Linked DNA regions of Homo sapiens: region 1 is linked to region 2. Evidence: read pairs that join two places in POLR2A ChIA-PET (ENCODE). Cell type or tissue: A673. All regions are shown on one strand. Each heading gives the region's core, and the rest is flanking DNA. Links, peaks and the distances in the headings are about the cores only. Region 1 overlaps ATP11C (ATPase phospholipid transporting 11C (ATP11C blood group)). Region 2 overlaps ATP11C (ATPase phospholipid transporting 11C (ATP11C blood group)).

The links. Peaks named below come from ENCODE experiments on the same cell type or tissue, not always from the same donor. Only the 100,000 strongest peaks of a DNase experiment are listed, where the experiment ranks them.
Region 1: POLR2A ChIA-PET joins it to region 2 with 12 read pairs; 3 of 35 experiments call an interaction of 5 or more read pairs at or near these places.

Annotation. Positions count from the first base shown.
Region 1 is chrX:139,883,974-139,894,490 of GRCh38, reverse strand. The region is part of intron 1 of ATP11C (ATPase phospholipid transporting 11C (ATP11C blood group)); the gene reads left to right. It also overlaps the pseudogene RNU6ATAC23P. Among named protein-coding and RNA genes, the nearest start is that of MIR505, 35 kb to the left of the region's middle. In A673, for the core only: no CTCF peak of the experiment used is centred there; DNase peaks (open chromatin) are centred at 3,360, 4,560 and 5,110; H3K27ac peaks cover 659 bases.
Region 2 is chrX:139,780,782-139,791,298 of GRCh38, reverse strand. ATP11C (ATPase phospholipid transporting 11C (ATP11C blood group)) reads left to right here. Exons shown (of 30, transcript NM_001353812.2): 13 at 1,811-1,972; 14 at 2,956-3,107; 15 at 4,055-4,126; 16 at 6,000-6,073; 17 at 8,032-8,135; 18 at 8,571-8,752. Among named protein-coding and RNA genes, the nearest start is that of MCF2, 78 kb to the right of the region's middle. In A673, for the core only: no CTCF peak of the experiment used is centred there; no DNase peak of the experiment used is centred there.

The DNA of each region.
Region 1 (10,517 bases), core at 988-8,987, 100 kb before region 2:
CAAACTCTTCCTCTGATAACTACCAGTCTACTCTCTATCTTCATGAGATCCATTTTTGTAGCTCTCACATATGAATGAGAACATGTGGTATTTGTCTTCTTCACTTATTTCGTATTCGTAAGTAGTGAAAAGTGTGTCCTTAAGTGAGACCTTTTCTGTCTTCCCAGCTTTAATATAAATACAAAAGATTGTGTGATACTAGGGATAAAGCAACCTCCTTATTTTCATTCCTTCAAATGCTAGTCAAGGTAACAGATGAAGATCAGAAAGTACTAGGAAAAGAAGTCACCATCACATCTTGTGTTGAAATTTGTTAGGGAGTTTCAGTATCAAGGAATGAGTATGTCATGCAGCAGATGAGCCTCTAGGATGAATTTGATTAATTCTTCCCAGCAGCAAAATCTCATAATCAAATAATGTTGCTTGAGGCCTTCTTTTGCTTTGGAGTTAGAGAATCTAAATTGTGTAAGCTCTAGTGGATTTCCATTCTGTCGTATCAAGTATCGATGGTCTGTGTGAATGGAAAGAGCAGATTTTCTGTTGGGCTATATATATGAGCTCATTGGAAAGAGTTAAGAATTATTAAAAAAAAAAAGAATTATAAGTAAATACATTTTACTGGATTTAACTTCCTAATGACAGGCATCTCTACCAGATTTGATGATACTGCAAACATGGAAGGAACATAGGCATCTGGGTTTCTTTGCTGGCTATGCCACTAGTTTGTTGTGCAATTTTTTTTTTTTTTTGTAGTTTGTTATGTAACTTTCTCAATGGTCCTCAGATTTTCATCTGTACAGTGAGAGTAAAAAGGCCAGAGCATTGCTTAAACCCCTTAAGACCATCTAAATCTGTGGTTCAGAATGGGAAATAAGAGTAGCAATACTGACTGTCTTCCCAGTTACCTGTTATGCTCATGATAAGGTACATTAGATAAAAATGTAAGAGGAATCTGATTTTCCCACAAAACGTTTCATATATAGTTGGGGACATGATCTTAACCTGGTGTCAAATTCTTTTTTCTAGATATGACTACAAATATGAGAATGAATAAATTATATGAAATGTGAACATGAATAGATTTCTAGGTAATACCTATGGGCCATAGAGCTTTTTAAGATATGCATTTTTGACCAGGCCTGGTGGCTTATGCCTGTAATCCCAGCACTTTGGGAGGCTGAGGCAGGCGGATTACTTGAGGTCAGGAGTTCGAGACCAGCCTGGCCAACATGGTGAAACCCCATCTCTAGTAAAAAACAAACAACCAAACAAAAAAACCCAAAAATTAGCCAGGCTTGGTGGCACGCTTCTGTAGTCCCAGCTGCTCGAGAGGCTGAGGCACGAAAATCGCTTGAGCCTGGGAGGCAGAGGTTGCAGTGAGCCGAGATTGCCCCACTTGCACTCCAGCCTGGGCGACAAACATTCCTAAAAGTAGTTGTGAGTGGAGTAAATGTACAGAGACAAGATCTCTGTATACTGGATTCCATATTCCTCTTCTCCTTTCTTTCTGTGTGACAGGCTCTCATTCTCTTTCACTGGTATTTTTGAGCACCTCTTTTGAACTTAGAGGCGTGCCTCATACTCTCTGATGTTGGGGGGACTGTGTGAGCCTGTTGGCTTCTCTGTCTACGTGGCTTTCCAATGGACAGAGCTGGGGCAGGTCAGCCCTGAATGAGGCTTTGAGTCTTAGCCTGTCTTGAGTTAGAGAGAATTTTGGGAACCTCAGACTGCTAGCTCAGCAGTTCAGCATGTTTGCTAGTATCATTCTGACTTTGTGTGGTCATGTTTTTGTAAGATTGCTGTTGTCTGGCTCGTTGTGATTAAGACTAGCCCTTGTATTTCTGGGCCAGAAACTGGTCCTTACTCTGTTTATCCCCTGTGAAGTCCTTTTATGGGTACAATGGTTGGCACCCCAATTCATCCAAAGGTAGGAACATGTTTTCTTTTTAGCTAAGCTTCTGGGGAACTTAAGCTCTGCCTAGACCCATACCTGTGGTTGGGTCTTTGCTGCCCAATCCTGATGTTATAGATGCTCACCCACTAATTGCCTTTTTACCAGATTTCCCTGATGTTATATTCTGTCTGCTTTTACCTTGCTGAGTATCCTCATGCTCACTGCTCACCTGCCTGGACCTTTGGTTGTTGCTGCACTGTCTTTTCTAGTAATGTGCTCTTGTCACTTGGATTTCCTTCTAGGCCTTGCTTCTGGGTCCACCTCCAAGCACCTGACATTCTGTACTTTTTGATCTGCCATGCTGCCTGCCTTCAGTAGCTTAATTATGAAAATCAGTAGTTTTCTTTCTCTGGAACCTTTATTTTAAAAATCTATTACTAGGCCGGGTGCAGTAGCTCGCGCCCGTAATCCCAGCACTTTGGGAGGCCGACACAGGCAGATCACATGAGGTCAGGAATTGGAGACCAGCCTGGCCAATAAGGTGAAATCCCATCTCTACTAAAAATAGGAAAATTAGCCAAGCGTGGTGGTGTGCACCTGTAATCTCAGAGACTTGAGAGGCTGAGGCATGAGAATTGCTTGAACCTGGGAGGTGGAGGTTGCAGTGTGTTGAGACTACACCACTGCACTCCAGCCTGGGCAACAGAGTGAGACCCTGTCTTAAAAAAAATTAATTAGGGGCAAGGGAGAACTAGAATCATGAAATCTTTGTATTGAAAAAGACTCTCAGAAGCTTATACTTCAACTTTCCATCAGATGGATAGCTTGGTAACTCCCAAGATAACCCATCAATCGCATTTTGCAGTACCTCTCTATTGGTTTCTTGTGCCAAAACCATCAATGCATTCATTTATTTATTCACTCATTCCTTAGTGTCTGCACAGTTACTAAACATCTACCTTTAGCTAGGCAATGGGGAGATGAGTATGTGTGCATGCATGTGTGTGTGAGTGAGAGAGAGCATTCCAGTTTCTAGGAAGCTGCTAGTCCAGTTGGGGTAGAGAATAAACAATCATGATGGCTAGCTAGAGATATACATTGGGCGGGAGAATGAGTCATTTTCTCTGCATGACTGAAGGGTGGTTCATGGAGGGCTTTCTGCCATTCCAGTTAACACCAACTTTCTCTTTTTAATTTAACTTTTATTTTAAGTTCGGGGTACATGTGTAGGTTTGTTATATAGTTAAACTTATGGGGGCTTGCTGTACAGATTATTTTGTCACTCAGGTATTAAACTAGTACCCATTAGTTAACACCAACTTTCTAGTCCACCACCAGCTTTTCAGCTAAAATACAGGAAACTCCTCATCTTCCTTCTTTTTTTTTTTTTTTTTTTTTTGGCCAATCTCTGACTTGCTTTTGGAATCATCTTTCTTTATGCAAATCTTGATTTGTTCTTCCCCTGTTCATAGGCTGCCCATTGTTTACCCCACACCCCACAAGGATATCTAACTTCTTGGCATAACTCATGAAGCCTTCGACCTTTCTGATTCATGCCTACTTCTCCAGTTTTATTACATGCTATTTTCTATCAGGTTCTTAGTACCCTAGAACTTAATGAAGTTTGCTGGCTACACTGTGCTTACTTGTACTTCTGTTGCATGTGCTGTTCCCACTGCCTGGAGTGGTTGCCATTTTTGCTTTCCTGGTGAACTCTGGGGCACTGAGAACTTGATAGAAAATGGTATATGGGGAAAAATCACAAGTCTGATTTTCCTCTTCTGTTATGGCGTACTCCAGCCTGTTGGATGCTGTTGCACTTTATACACCCCCCACTCCTGCCCACCACAAGATTGTAAACTACTTCAGTCCAGGTTATCTTTATGTCTTCAGTTTAACACAGAGCCTGGCCCAGAGTGGGCAGTCCATAAATAATTGTTGGATGAATAGATGAAGGAATGAGTGAATAAATACAAGTTTCTATAGTCTGTTTTTCAGTTTACTTCTTCCTTGGGGCTCTGATAATGGTACTTAAATGGATCCTATCACTGTTTTGTTTCATTTAGAGATGGGGTCTGACACTGTCACCCAGGCTGAAGTACAGTGGCATTTTCATAGCTCACTGAAGCTTTGAACTTTTAGGCTCAAGCGATCCTTCCACCTCAGCCTCCCAAGTAGCTGGAACCACAGGCATGTTCCACCATGCCTGGCTTTTTAAAAAAATTTTTTGTAGAGATGAGGTCTTGTTTTGTTACCTAGGCTGGTCTCAAACTCCTGGCTTCAAGGAATCCTCCTGCCTCGGCCTCCCAAAGTGTTGGGATTACAGGTGTGAACCACCACACAAAACCACACTGTTTTGACCATAGCTCCTTGCAAAGCCAGAACCATGCACACTGGCTTATCCACTACTGGATAAGCTACCTGCCTGCCAAAACAGAGAGAAAAGCCCTTTAGGGGTTTTAGAAAACTCTTGATCTTCTCCCACCCTGTTGTCTCTGCTGCCAAGATAAGCTTCTACTATGTCTTTTCAGAACTCTGATCAAGAGGTAGAAATTGCATAGAATAAAAATACTTCACCCCTTCTCTTCTAAATCAGAGTGGTTGTGAAGTGAGGAGAATTAGTACTTGAATAAAATTCCTGTCTCCTTAGGCAGTTCTTTGAATGAGTCATCTACAAACTCAAGCAATTTGTAAGGACAATTATGGCCATTTATTCTGTTGTCAGCCTGTTTTGAATAAATACCAAATGGAGTATTTTGGTTCTTAATTATGCCTTTCTCACCTTCTTACCAGAGCCCGTTTTTACACAATTATATCAATTAACAGTGAGAGACACATACACAACTTTCATGAACTTAATCTGCCCTGCATATCTTCCTGTGCTTTAATCATGATCTTAAATTTATAATCAGAAATCAGCCTTTTCAGTTCAAATCAGTTGTAGATCTCTGCCTAAAATAGTTGGCTCTTTCGAGGTTGTTACTTTTGTAACACAACTTTTTTCTTGAGAATTATTGAGGTATAATTTACATACAGTAAAATTTGCCCTTTTTAGGTATGTAAAAATCGATGAATTTTGACAAAATTATATAAATTGTAATCACCACTGAAATCAAAATAATCAAATTTTCTGTCACCTAAAAAGTTCCCTCATGCTCCTTTGTAGTCAGTCCCCTCCCTAAACTGCCAACCCCTGGCAACCGCTAATCTGATTTCTGTCCCTTACAGTTTCGTCATTTCTAGAATTCCATATAAATGGGATCAAAATGTATAGCCTTTGAGTCTGGCTTGTTTTACTTGGCATAATGCTTTTGGGAGTCATCTATGTCCTTGCATTTATCCAGTTTGCTGCCTTTCATTGCTGAGTAGAATTCCATTAAAGAGATAACACTATAATTTGTGTATCCATTCACCAGTAGCTGATGGACATTTGGACTGTTTTCACTTTTTGGTGGTTATGAATAAAGGTGCTGTAAATATTTGTGTTCAGGCCAGGCATGGTGGCTCACACCTGTAATCCTAGCACTTTGGGAGGCCAAGGTGAGCGAGTTACTTGAGGTCAGGAATTCGAGACCAGCCTGGCCAAAATGGTGAAACCCCATCTCTACTAAAAATATAAAAATTATCTGTGTGTGGCGGTGTGTGCCTATAGTCCCAGCTACTCGGAGGCGGAGGCATGAGAATTGCTTGAACCCGAGAGGCGGAGGTTGCAGTGTGCTGAGATTGTGCCACTGCACTCCAGCCTGGGCAACAGAGTAAGACCCTGTCTCCAAAAAAAAAAAAACTGTGTTCAGGTTTCTGTGTAGATGTATATCCTGTTTTCAGTAAATATATAAAAGCATCATAGACTGAAATGTACTGGGTACATTTTCATACTGGGTAGTATGAAAACTATGTATTTAACTTTATATCTTAAGCTGCCCAACTATTTTTCAAAGTGACTATACCATTTTTGTTTCCTAACAGCAACATATAAGGTTGCATTTGCTCCATATCCTCACCAATATTGTTATTGTCTGTCCTTTAAAACTTTAGCCATTCTGGTAGGTGAATAGTAATATCTCACTGTAATTTTATTCTGCATTTTTCCTAATGACTAATGATTTTGAACAAGTGTCTTAACATTTTTTTGATTTGGCAGGGTTTTGAAAAATTATACAGCTTTGGGCTGGGCGCAGTGGCTCACACCTGTAATCTCAGCACTTTGGGGCCAAGGTGGGCAGATTACTTGAGGTCAGGAGTTCGAGAGCAGCCTGGCCAACATGGTGAAACCCCGTCTCTACAAAAATACAAAAATTAGCTGGGCGTTGTGGCGGGCGCCTGTAATCCCAGCTACTCGGGAGGCTGAGGCAGGAGAATCACCTGAACCCGGGAGGCAGAGGTTGCAATGAGCTGAGATCGCACTGTTGCACTCCAGCCTGGGTGACAGAGTGAGACTGTATCAAAAAAAAAAAAAAATTATACAGCTTTACAGCTTTGAGTGTTCTTTATATATTCTGGCTACTGGTCCTTTATCAGATATGTGTTTTGCAAATGTTTTTCCCAGTCTATGGCTTGTCTTTTTACTTTTTAAATAGTGTGTTTCAAAGAGCAGTAGTTTTGTGTGTGTGTTTTTTTTTTTTTTTTGAGACGGAGTCTTGCTCTATCGCCCAGGCTGGAGTGCAGTGGTGCGATCTCGGCTCACTGAAACCTCCGCCTCCTGGGTTCAAGCAATTCTCCTACCTCAGCCTTCTGAGTAGCTGGGACTATAGGTGCATGCTACCATGCCTAGCTAATTTTTTGTATTTTAGTAGAGATGGGGTTTTACCTTGTTGCCCAGGCTGGTTGCAAACTCCTGAGCTCAGGCAAATCCGCCCACCTTGGCCTCCCAAAGTGCTGGGATTACAGGTGTGAGCCACCACCCCCAGCCCAAGAGCAGTAGTTTTAAGTTTTGATTGAAGTTCCATTTTTCAGTCTTGTGTTGTCTGTTTTTTTCAGACAGGGCCTTGTTCTGTCACCCAGGCTGGAGAGCACTGGTTCAATCATGGCTCACTGCTGGCCTCCTGAACTCAAGCAATCCTCCTACCTCAGCCTCCCGAGTAGCTGGTACTATAGGTGTGCACCACCATGCCCAGCTAATTTTTGTGGTTTTTTTTGTAGAAACAGGGTTTTATTATGTTGCCCTGGCTGGTCTCAAACTCCTGAAGAGATCCTCCCACCTTGGCCTCCCAGAGGGCTGAGATTACAAACGTGAGCCACTGTGCCTGGCCTCAATATTTTCTTTTATGGTTAATGGTTTTTCTGTCCTATCTAAGAAACAGTTGCCCAACTCAGGATCATGAATATTTGCTTCTATTTTTTCTAGAAATTTTATAGCTTTAGGGTTTACATTTCAGTCTATGATGAATTTCCGGTTGACTTTTATGTATAGTGCAAGATACAGGTTGAGATTCATTTTTTGAATATAGATATATCTAATTGTTCCAGCATCATTTGTTGATAAGACGAAAAAAACTATACTTTGTCTATTGAATTAGCTTGGCATCCTTGTCAAAAATTAATTGACCATATATGTGTGGATCAGTTTCTGGAATTTTTATTTTGTTTCATTGATCTATGTTACCCTTTTGCCTACGCTGTCTAGAATATTATAGCTTTATTGTAAGTCTTGAAATCAATTGGTATGAGTACTCCAAGTTTCTTTTTTTTTTTACAAAATTGTTTAGGTTATCCTAAATTATTTTTTCCATATAATTTTGGAGTTACCTTATAAATTTTTGAAAAAGAAACGGGATTTTATTTGCTGTGAATTAAAATCTATAGATAATTTGGAGGAGAATTGCAATACTGATGATATTGAGTCTTCTGATCCATGAACACAGTGTATCTCTGCAAGGAAGTCTTTGATTTCTCTCATCAGTGTTTTTGATACTTTTCAACGTACAAATCTTATAATACTTTGTTAGATTGATCCCTCAGTATCACATGTTTCTTGGTGCTGTAGTAACTGGTGCTTTTTTTTTTTTTTTTTTTGAGATGGAGTCTTGCTCTGTTGCCAGGCTGGAAAATCTCAGCTCACTGCAACCTCCACTTCCCGGGTTCAAGCAATCAAGCAATTCTTCTGCCTCAGCCTCCCGAGTAACTGGGACTACAGGTGTGCTCCACCACGCCCAGCGAATTTTTGTATTTTTAGTATAGACGGGGTTTCACCATGTTGGCGAGGATGGCCTCAATCTCTTGACCTCGTGATCTGCCCACCTTGGACTCCCAAAGTGCTAGGATTACAGGCATAAGCCACCGCGCCTGGCCACAACTGGTGCTTTTAAAAATTTCATTTTCCTGTTCTTCACTATTGTGTATAAAAATACAGTTGATTTTTTTTATAGCAAGGCAAGGAAAAAAAACAATTTCTATATATTGATCTTATGTTCTTAAACTTTGCCAGTCACTAATTATATCTAGTAGTCTCTTATAGATTCTTTTATATTTTCTGGATAGATAATTACATTTTCTGTGAATAAAGGCAGTATTATTTTTCCTCTCCCATCTATAAGTATCTGTATTTTTTTTCTGTACCTTATTGCATTAGCTAGGAGTTCTATCTTATATGATGTTGAGTAGGAGTGTTAAGAGTGGATTCCCTGCCTTCTTCCTGATCTTAGGGGGAAATCATTTTGTGTTTTATTATTAAGTATGAGTTAGCTGTAAGTTTTTCATAGATGCTCTTTATCTTTTTTTTTTCTTCATAGATGCTCTTTACCAGGTTGAGGAAGTTTCTTTTGATTTCTAGTTAGCTGAGTTGTTGTTGCTGTTGTTTTTTAAGTAATGAAGGGCTGCTGAATGAATCTTGCACTTTTTCTGTACCTATAGAATTAGTCATACAGATTTTTCCTTGTTTTTGACTGCTGACACTGTGAATGGCATTGTGTTTGACGTATGAATGCCGAACTATTCTTGCATTACTAGTCTAAATTCCACATGGCAATAATAGCTTATTCTCTTGTATTTTATGGATAAAAATCATGGATAAAAGAAATGAAGTAGGTAGCAATTCCTTAACCATATGTGTGTTTTATAAGTCATAGAAATTTTTCCATCCTAAGGGAAGTGCTAACTCCCTTGCTTAGCATACAATACAGGTAGCATGTTTTTGGTTCCTCTTCGTTTGGTCTTTTAGGCTATCAAAAGTGAGTGGGGGGAAATGTAACAAAAATAGTATGTACTAGGCAGTGTGTATGTTTATCTTATTTAATCTCACTTGATGGAAAGTGAGGTCCATCAAACAATTTGTACCACCAAGTCTTGGAGCTAGTAAATGGCAGGGTGGTGGGGGGGCGGTCAGAATTTAAATGCAGGTGTTTTGGATAAAACCGTTATTAGCTCACTGTATGGTATCGCCTCTCTTTGGAAGTGAGTGGGTATGTGTGTGCATGTGTTTGTGTTTGTGTGAGAGAGACAGAGGAAGGGAGGGAAGGACAGGAATTGGGAGAGTGAGGTAGAAATTGAGATTTGGAAGGAGAGAAAAGCCCTCCCACCTTTCATTGCCATCTAAAATCTGGGCTTTTAGATATCGTGATTTGTATCTCAGCTTTGCCATTTACTTGATTTGTGGCACATTTGTCTCTCTGAGCCTCATGTTTTAAAAATTTGAAATGTAGAACATTTACATTGAGTTTTGAGGAATACAGATAATATATGTAAAATGTCTCACATAGAATGTGCTCAATTTAGTGGTGTCCATTACTATCATCATTATTGATTTCCTACCATTAAATGTATTTTGTAAATGAAAATAATCTGGTTTTAGAAGATGGCAAAGGAGACTTAGAATGATTTCTATAGTTGTTTGTTTAGTTCTTTTGACAAAATTGCCTAAAGTTCTTTTATAAAAATGGAATTCATTTTGTCTACTTTTCACTCCTTCTCAAGTCAAAATAACACAAGGTATTTACTAAATCAGTTTGCAAATTTGGAAAATTTTAAAAAGTACTGCTGAGCTGGGTGCAGTGACTCACGCTTGTAATCCCAGCACTTTGAGAGGCCCAGGAGGGAGGATTGCCTGAGGCCAGGAGTTCAAGACCAGCCTGGGCAACATAGCAAGACCTCATCAAAATAAAAAATAAAGTATTCCTGAATGCTCTGGACTTGCCTACTGGTTTGGAAGTGGTTATCTCAGTGTGGAGGATTGGAGATGCCGTTTTTATTTTACATGGACAACAGACCATTGCTAGCTAACTTTAGTCCCTTAGCCCATGTAGATCTGACAGTTTATGACGTGAGACTGTCTTCTCTAAGTGACACAAACCATTTCAGGTTGTTTCAGTAAGGTTATTTTGGGTCTTACAAGCAGGGCCCAAGAGCTTCTGTGTGTTTCATTAGTCAAGTCAGGGAGATGAGAATGAGTCTGAGAAAGGGCATCAGACTATCAGTGCCTTGGACTTTGGGAGGGCTGTTGGCTCCAACTCTACCAATCAATAGCCTTCTGGGAATTGGTTCATATGATTATTTGATTTCATAGAAGTACTCTTCCAGCCAAAAGTGCTGCTTGACACATGAAAATTGTATCTTGACAATTTTTGGATAATACCACACCATCCCTTGATATTGTTGAAAATCAGAATTGGTAATCAGTATGCTTTCCTTC
Region 2 (10,517 bases), core at 1,481-9,480:
AGGTTAATAATTTTGATCAGAAAAAAGCCCCAAAGAATTTCATTTAAACTGGAAGAATCTAAATGATACACAAGTAATACCACTTGGATTAATTTAAAGAGAGAGTTCAAACTTGGCTGGCTTAACAGAAAAAAAAAAAGATTGGAATGCTATATTTGTGCCAGTGCTGCTACCGTGAAAAGCTTTGAAAAATAATTAGAAAGCAACTACTGCTGTAGTTCATCTCTTTCTCCCTTACATAATAAAAACCTTAATCTTGTCCTTATGCTTGTTCCTATCAGCCCATAATTTTAACTATTTAAGCATAAATTGCCAAAACGAGGATAAAATTGTGGGTTTCCAAAAGCCAGATGTTAAAAATAGAAGAGATAAAAACCGAGATAAAATAGAAATGCTCAAAATGATTTATCTTAGTGGCAAATTTATTTCTTGGCTTATATTTTCCATTATTTATGAAAATATACTTGTGTTATACTTTATCTGCTTTTTTTCTAAATTTGGAAACTTGAGTATTTTCAAAATATGTATAGTAAAAAGAAAGAAATTTCAGTTATGGTTTTGATCACTACTGACCTATACTGTATCTTCCAATTAGGTAACTGTTAATGTTGTTATTAATTCTTATGTATATTATATGATGTGGTGCATTTTATTTTAATTCAGTATTTTTATAGAAAATTTTACTTTTAAAAGGGGAAAAAAACCTTCATCAGTTTCTGTTTTATTTTGTTACATCCCATTTAATTTATTGGGAAAAAATTTTTAATGGGTAATGTACGTACTAGCCCACAAAGTGTAAGAGTGTGTGTGTGTGTGTGTGTGTGTGTGTGTGTGAGTGAGAGAGAGAGAGAGAAATAAGTGGTCAGTATAGTCTTACTTCCCACTTGAAAAATTGACTTATGTAACTTCTTTACATCAAACAGGTTAACTGGCTGGGCATGGTGGCTCATGCCTATAATCCCAACACTTTGGGAGGCCAAGGCTTGAGCCCAGGAGTATGGGACCAGCCTGGGCAACATAGTGAGATGCTGTCTCTACAAAAATTACAGAATAATTAGCCTGGTGTGGTGGTGCGTGCCTGTGGTCCCAGCTACTTGGGAGGCTGAGGTGGGAGGATTGCTTGAGCCAAGAAGTTTGAGGTTATAGTGAGCTATAATGGCTACTGCATTCCAGCCTGAGTGACAGAGTGAGACCCTATCTTAAAAAAGGTTAACTTAAATGAGAAGCGTTCTTAGTTTGATAAAATAGTCACTTTTTTTTTTTTTTCCTGAGACAGAGTCTCACTCTATCACCCAGGTTGGAGTATAGTGATGTGATCTCAGCTCACTGCAACCTTTGTCTCCTGGATTCAAGCAATTCTTGTGCCTCAGCCTCCCAAGTAGCTGGGATTTCAGGTGTGTGCCACCACACCCAGCTAATTTTTGTATTTCTAGTAGAGACGGGGTTTCACCATGTTGGCCAGGCTGGTCTTGAACTCCTGAGCTCAAGCAATCCTCCTGCCTCAGCCTCCCAAAGTGCTGGGACTACAGGCATAAGCCACCGTGCCTGGCCAATAGTCACATTTTTTTCTATTCATCTTTTACATTTGAGTAGATCTACCTTAGACATGTGATAGCATTTTGGTGTCTTTAAAAATACTCATTTATTCCTCATTTCTTTGGTAATATTGTCTCTGTAATTCCCTGACATTTGACAAGAAGTCTTAGAAGGGGTGATTTCCTATGGATATGAAAATAGCTTTGCGTTACAGCAAACTAAAAATTAGTCACACTGAAGAAACTAACAATATATGTTTGTGTCCTTGTTTTAGGTGGATTATGTATTTACAGATAAGACTGGAACACTCACTGAAAACAGCATGGAATTCATTGAATGCTGCATAGATGGCCACAAATATAAAGGTGTAACTCAAGAGGTTGATGGATTATCTCAAACTGATGGAACTTTAACATATTTTGACAAAGTAGATAAGGTGCATTTGCATTATTGTTTTATATAAGAAACCAATCTGTGTATGCATGTTAACATTCCATAGTAGAAAATAATTTTTAGGTGGACACATGACATAGACTTTTGTGTTTTTGTTTTTTTTTTTTGAGATGGAGTCTCACTCTGTTGCCCAGGCTGGAGTACGGTGGCATGATCTCAGCTCACTGCAACCTCCGCTTCCCAGGTTCAAGCGATTCTCCTGCCTCAGCCTCCCGAGTAGCTGGGATTACAGGCGCCTGCCACCATGCCTGGCTAATTTTTTTGTATTTTTAGTAGAAACGGAGTTTCACCATGTTGGTCAGGCTGGTCTCAAACTCCTGACCTCAGGTAATCCACCACCCTCCGTCCCCCAAAGTGCTGGGATTACAGGCATGAGCCACTGTGCCCAGTGACTTTAGAATAACTATTGTTGGATTCACCTTTCTTGTTTTACTGACACTTCTGAAATTTGTAAATGAGTAGAATTTACAAGTAAAGAGAATTGTGGGAAATGACATTTGGGTAAAAGCTTGCTTGTCTGTATGATCATAATTTTTTGTGCTTTGTCTTTTAAAATGTAAGCTCCTCCAAGAATGATGTCTGTTCAAATGATTAAAGTCTCAGGAGTGTCTAGGCATTAAATTAACCAGAGTCTCCCTACACTTGAGCTATTGCTAGATTGTGAATTAGATACTGAATGAAGTTTTTTAGGCCATGAAGAAGTCACTGCTTTGGCTTAGGTGGTGCCACAATAACCTTAATGAGTTAACACAGCCTATAGGGTATGCTAGCTGAGAACCAGGAACTCTTATTAGGTACTAGGAGAATATATAGCAGATTTGAGTGTTAAGAATTTATACGTATCTGCTACTAAGTTTGTTAGAAGTTACAACATTCTCTCACATTAATATATTTTCTCCGTTCACTGCCTAGTTACCGGGTGATCAAATTAAAAATAATAATCATTATTTTGTTGCTGTTCCACAGAATCGAGAAGAGCTGTTTCTACGTGCCTTGTGTTTATGTCATACTGTAGAAATCAAAACAAACGATGCTGTTGATGGAGCTACAGAATCAGCTGAATTAACCTATATCTCCTCTTCACCAGATGAAATAGCTTTGGTGAAAGGAGCTAAAAGGTAAAGTATACTTTCTTATACTTCTCCTAAGAAAGTGAAATCACAGGAGGACAGAAGTTATTTGTTTTTTTCCGTTTGCTTCAGTGACCTTAGCACATACATCTCCTATTATTTAATAAAAAACACAACTGCTTTAGCCAAAAATTTGTGGAAAATTCCCACACCTAACCAGTTAAGACTAAAAAGAAAATAGTTACAGGTAGGTATTACTTGCCTTACTATTTATGCATGCCAGCCAGAAGTCTGAATGTTCATACTATGTTTTGCAAATAACATAACAGTGGCCACTTTTTGTACAACACATGTTATTTCTGAGGTGCTCCCAGCAATTTTGACATCATTTGAGAACCGAAAGTCCAGTTTTACCCATGAGGTTCAAGATAATTAAGTGGCTCAAAGGTCACCCAGTGTGTTAGCCGTAGAATCAGAAACCCAAATTGTCTCTCCCTTGGTTACAATAATTGTGGCTGGGCATTGACTTTCTCTGTTATCAACTTATCCAGGAAAAGAAAGTACAGTTATATGTTGAGATCATATGAAAGAGAAGAAAAGCATAAACAAGCATGAGTTACCCCATTGAAAGTAATCATTCTAGACCAGGTGCGGTGGCTCACGCCTGTAATCCCAGCACTTTGGGAGGCCAAGGCGGGTGGATCACCTGAGGTCAGGAGTTCAAGACCAGCCTGGCCAACATGGTGAAACTCTGTCTCTACTAAAAATACAAAAATCAGCCGGGTGTGGTGACACACACCTGTAATCTCAGCTACTCAGGAGGTTGAGGCAGGAGAATCGCTTGAAACTGGGAGGTGAAGGTTGCAGTGAGCCGAGATCGCGCCACTGCACTCCAGCCTGGGCAACAGAGCGAGACTCTGTCTCAAAAAAAATAATAATAAAAAAATTAATCATTCTTTAGAGATACACAAGGTCTTTTTTATTGTTTTTGATAGGTACGGGTTCACATTTTTAGGAAATCGAAATGGATATATGAGAGTAGAGAACCAAAGAAAAGAAATAGAAGAGTAAGTAGCTCTGTGTTTGATGTTTGTCATTTCTTAACCCCATAGTCAAATTTAAGTGGATTCAGGCAGGGCAGCAAAGGAAATGATGCCACTAAAAATACAGGACCCTGCTCTCCCAGTTCAGAGTTTTATGTAAATATAGTTGGGGTAGAAGCCATGTTACATAGAATTGCAGAAACTGGAGTTTGAGGTGGAAATTCCAATCTGGTTCACATCTGGGTCCAGTAGCCAGAATGAGAGTTTGCCTGGAATGTTTCTCAAATTTAGATGCCATTTCAGGTCTCTAACACATGCTACAGGAAAAATCAGTGAATATATGTGAAACCTTCTGCTATCTAGTGTCCAAGCAATCACTCTGGGATTGCAAGCCCAGGCAATAAAGGCAGCTTTGCTGTAAACCAGAAGCCTTGTTTGGTTCGGAATGTTCAGGTGTGAGCCTCGGGGCAAGTACTCTGATGCTCCAGTGTCTTCACATTTCCTCTTTTGCCACAAAGACCCTAATGAACAAAGCCACCTTATCTTAATGGTGGATTTTAATTAGGCTCTGTGATTAATTTGAATTTCCTCATCTGAACTTGAAATATAATTATGTTATCTGACTTTCATTCTGGCCCCTAGGATCTCCTGAGACCCATCTCAGAAACCTGTAATATGTTTACAGGTACTTGGGTAATGCACCCTTTTGGAGAGAGATTCATAGAAGCCCAGAGGAAGGTTCTTGGTCTGACTGACAGGGACCCAGGGTCATTGTCAGAGTTTAGATTCTAGCCCATCTGCAACAGTGCCCACATCTGGCCAACAGCAAACCAGATGCCATGTTAGATGTCTTATACATATACTCCCGCAAGACTAATGACCCCCTCACTCCCACCAAAACAAGCTATGTAGTAAATACTTTTTTTAAAAAATACTAGTTGTTTATTTTCAAGGAAATATTTCCTCTCACTTTTTCTAATAACCAACTCTTATTTTAACTCTTCTGTGTCTCTCCATTGATTAGTTCAGCCATCCACACACACATTTGACCAGTCTCATCATGTCATTCCACTGTTTAAACCCTTTTATTGGCTTTCTTTTGCTCTTACAATACAATCCCAAATTCCAGAAATGGCTCACAAAGATGTGTTTCCAGCCCCTGCTTACCTTTCTTGCTTTATCTCTTACTATTCCCCTATTGATGAGTTTTTTGGGCATTGGTGAACTACTTAAAGTCTTCCATGGGCCATGTGCTCTCATGCTGCCGTGCTCATTCCCTCTACTCAGAATGCCATGGCCCCCTTTCTTCATCATATTACCCTTGCAGAACCCAGCTCAGGCATGTCCTCTTCCAGGAAACCTCCTTTCAGATGACTTCCTTCTGTGTTCTTATATCTTCCCTGTAAGTGCCTTTATTACAGTATTTGAGAAACTAGAAGGGTAGTTATCTCATTATGCTCTGTCTCCCTTATCATATGGTGACCCGCATAAGGGAAGGGACTCAGGCAGATTCACCTCTATTCCCCAGCACCTAGCACTGTGCCTGGCACTCCATACATAAATGCTGCTAAAATAATTGGCAGAGTGGGACTGTTTCTAGACCCCTCCAAATATGGCTTGGTGGGACAGCTCTTTATCTTCCATTTTTATGTGGTCATTCTCCTTACCATTTTAAGTAATATACTGAGGGGCTATAAATACCCCTTAACTAACACTGGTGTCCTCTGACAGCATGTTCTATGTTCAGAGAAATTCTGAGACAAAGGAAAGTACCAGTTGTGCACACAACCAGTGCTATCTGTTGATTTAAGATGTTTAAATATCTTAACATATTTCTGTTGTGCTTTATTTTTCTCAGTATATTCTAGGTTTTTTACTTTGCTCATTTCTCTTAAAGATATGAACTTCTTCACACCTTAAACTTTGATGCTGTCCGGCGACGTATGAGTGTAATTGTGAAGACTCAAGAAGGTACATGTCTGAAAAGCTTGAATTTTTCTCTTTGTTGATTTGTAGGCTTATTGGTTGATTCACTCTTTCAGGAAAGAGAATCATTTCATGTAGTAGTGTAGGATTAGTGAAAGTCATGCAAAGCAGTAGCTTTTGCATATGCTTTCATGTATTTTTTTAAGCACAGATGTTCTGTTTACCAAATTGTTAGTGACAGAACCCTTGTTATGACAGGGTGTGCCTTTTCTTGGTAGCAGAACCATATCCCTCTGCCTTGGGTGTTCGAACAGGAACTGAAAGGATGACTTTTATATGGTTCAGGGTACTGACCAGTCTACCAGTAATGTTTACATGCAGCCACCCAGCATAGTTGGATGGTTTGGGATTACTAGCAGCAGAATCCTTGAGTATAGGGAGTTGCTTGTTATCCCTCACTGACCTTCCTGGTTCCCCTACTGCTTGACACTCCCTGGAAACAGGTGAGGTAGAGAGGACTAAGGGCCTGGTTTCTGGGAAATGGCATTGCAGTTTCACTCCAGAGCTCAGGTTCTTTGTTGAGCAGAGTAAAGCTTGCCCTTTGCAGGGGAACTGGTACTGTAATCCTGGGCTCCCTCATGTCTTTGGAGGCACCATGGTGGTTTGCCTTCTGCTCAGATTCTGCAAGACCCATGGGCGAGCAATCCTGCTTTATTCGAAGGCTCTCAGATACGTGTGTGTGTGGTGTGCCGAGGTGGTTTGTTTTCTAAAAATTTTTGATTTATTTCCCAGTAATTTACGTTTTACTATTAAATTTTCTAAATTCCTTAATGTCAGAATGGGAGGATACAGACAGATCCTTGGGGGAACATATCCCACTTAATTCATACTTTGTGGTGTGATTGCAAAGTCATGAAATTGATTTTAATAAGTGACCATGGAGTTTGTTTTGTGAATTTTAAAATACACTTTGGATGTGTAAGAATAAATGAAAAAAAAAACACAACATTTCAAATACTTGCTATTCTTATGTGTGCATGTCCACATGTTCTACAGCAAATGGTGAAATGTCTGTGGAACTGGTCTACAAAGGTCATTGACCTCAGAGCTACACTTTTTAATTTGTTGACCTCGGTTGTTTCCCTTATAAGGATAAAGTGTCTGTCTTAGTGCACAACTGTGAATATTTCCTGGGTGTGTGAAGTGATCTAAAGCTGCAATTATACCAGCATTCTACAAAGCTATTCTCATCAGTAAAAACTATCAAGCCATTGTTTTAGAAGCTAGTTAATATAGTTTATTCAAAATTATTTCAGCTTGTTTGAGCTTGAGCTTTCTTCTTGACATCTGTAGATGCCATATGTGTGCTCTAGGCCATGGCTTCACTGCATTTTTTTTTTTTTAAGACACGGTATTACTCTGTCATCTAGGCTGGAGTGGCAAGATTATAGCTCACTGCAGCCTTGACATCCTGGGCTCAAGCAATCCTTCCACCTCAGCATCCAGCGTAGTTGGGTCTATAGGTGTGTACCACCATGCCTGGCTAATTTTTTAATTTTTAGTAGAGTCAGGGTCTCCCTGTGTTGCCCAGGCTGGTCTTGAACTCCTGAGCTTAAGTGATCCTCCCACTTCAGCCTCCCACAATGCTGGGATTACAGGCATGAGCCACTGCACCTGGCATACATTTTCAGAAGAAATTCAGATGCAGCTCCTTGACACAAGCCCAGCCCTCCATGAATTGGTGGGAGGAAGTATATTTTAACAGAGGTGCCTATTGTAAACTCTGGCTTATTAATTGTGTTCATAATGACCTTGAAGAGGTGGTACATGCCTTTCTGACAGACTGAAGGCCAAGATTTCTCATTCCATTTAGGTGAGTATTGCAAGGTGTGCTCAGAATATACAACACTTGGGTGAGAGAGACCGCTTTAAAAGTTACTCTTACTAAAACCACAATACCAGCCTTAAAATTCTAAGTCAAGTACTATGGTTCTTTATTTTAGGAGACATACTTCTCTTTTGTAAAGGAGCAGACTCGGCAGTTTTTCCCAGAGTGCAAAATCATGAAATTGAGTTAACTAAAGTCCATGTGGAACGTAATGCAATGGTGAGCCTATACTCCTTCCCCCACCAATAAGTAAGCAGAGAAATGTTGAAAATGACTATGTTTATTGGATTTCTGTTTAAATGACAGTTTAAATACATTTTAGCTTATTTTTGTGGTCTATGTTTTGTATTTGGGGATTTGATAATATTACTTTTTTTTATCTTAATATAAAACATTTTCCTGGAGCAAGTTTCAGGTCAGAATTTGCAGCCTTAAAAGACTTTTCAACAACCTTTGTTAAAAGAACTGTTACTTCCTTTTTCTGAACCTAATTGAATGTTACCTTTTCAGTTGTAATTTCTTCATTTTTTCAGACTAAATATGTGTCAGAATTTCTCTTGTCCATATGGCTAAAGCAAGAGTATTTACAGAGTGTGTTTTTTTTTTTTTCCAACTATTATTAGAATAACTACAGATCTCCTACTTTACTCCTAGGATGGGTATCGGACACTCTGTGTAGCCTTCAAAGAAATTGCTCCAGATGATTATGAAAGAATTAACAGACAGCTCATAGAGGCAAAAATGGCCTTACAAGACAGAGAAGAAAAAATGGAAAAAGTTTTCGATGATATTGAGACAAACATGAATTTAATTGGAGCCACTGCAGTTGAAGACAAGTAACTAGAAAATGATACTCTTATTATTTTAATGACCAGTGTTTTGGGTGTGATCTGCCCCAGATTAGTAATTTAATCTCGAAGTTTGAAATCTTTAGTTTTATTGTTTAAGTGGACTTAAAGATTTATTTATTATAGCAAGTATGAAAAATTACACCAGATTTTGAGCTGTTAGTAGGAATGATTTTTTTTTAATTTTTTAATTAATTTTTTTTTTTTTGAGACAGAGTCTCGCTCTGTCGCCCAGGCTGGAGTGCAGTGGCGCGGTCTTGGCTCACTGCCAGCTCCACCTCCCAGGTTCACGCCGTTCTCCTGCCCCAGCCTCCAGGGTAGCTGGGACTACAGGTGCCCACCACCACGCCCGGCTAATTTTTTTGTATTTTTAGTAGAGATGGGGTTTCACTGTGTTAGCCAGGATGGTTTCGATCTCCTGACCTCGTGATCTGTCCGCCTCAGCCTCCCAAAGTGCTAGGATTACAGGCGTGAGCCACCACACCCAGCCAGTAGGAATGATTTTTAAGGTAAATTCATGTAACCTAGAAGAATGAATCAGTTTTCACTCAGGTCTTTTGAATATTTACTAAGCTATCCATATATTTATGCACATATTATCAAATAGTCTTGACATGTTTAGGGAAGGGTACTACAGCCATTGTTTGAGCTGGTGCCTAGACAAAGGGGTAAGATTTTCAGAGATAGGTGAGCTGAAAGGAAATTTAAGGTAGAGTGAACAACATGAGAGCTTAATCTAACCTGGTTCAACAGACCAGAGTATGTTTTTGCATGCTTTATTTTATTTTATTTTTATTTTTATTTATTTATTTATTTTTGAGACAGAGTCTTGCTCTGTCGCCCAGGCTGGAGTGCAGTGGCACAATCTCGGCTCACTGCAACCTCTGCCTTCTGGGTTCAAGTGATTCTCACACCTCAGCCACCGGGGTAGCTAGCTGGAATTACAGGCATATGCCACCACACCCAGCTAATTTGCATATTTTTAGTAGAGGCGGGGTTTCGCCATGTTGGCCAGGCTGGTCTTGAACTGCTGGCCTCAAATAAGCTTCTGTCTTGACCTCCGAAAGTGTTGGGATTACAGGCATGAGCCGCCGTGCCTGGCCTGCATACTTTAAAATAATATGCTTTTAACTTACAGGCTGACCTTTTTCAGACTTGATTGCAGGACACTGCCATTGATCTGCTTGAAATAATAAGTTTTAAATTCTTAATATTTTTAGAATTTTCTAAATATTATATATGAAAATTATGAGAATTAAAAAGTTACAAACATATGTTTAGTCACGTTAAAAGGTATTGAAACTCTAATGAAATTCCTTTAGTCTAATTTCATTGTTATTCTGTGGCCAAAAGAAACCCAGAGGAAAGTATCGTTTTTCTCTTGTCGTCTTTAAGAATTATAATTAAATTCACATTCAGGATGATTGGCGTTCCTCTTTTTTTGGAGGGTGGGTCGGGGTTATACATTCAGGTAGTACATGTGCAGGTTCGTTATGTGGTTATATTGTGTAATGCTGGGGTTTGGGCTTCCATTGATCCCATCACCTAAGATATTAACATAATACTCAATGGGTGGTTTTTCAACCCTCACTCCCCTCCCGTCTTCCCCCTTTTGGAGTCCCCATTGTCTGTTATTTCCATTTTTATGTCCATGTGTACTTATTTATTAGCTCCCACTTATAAGTAAGAACATGTGGTATTTGATTTTCTGCCTCTGAGTTATTTCACTTAGGATAGTGGCCTCCAGCTGCAT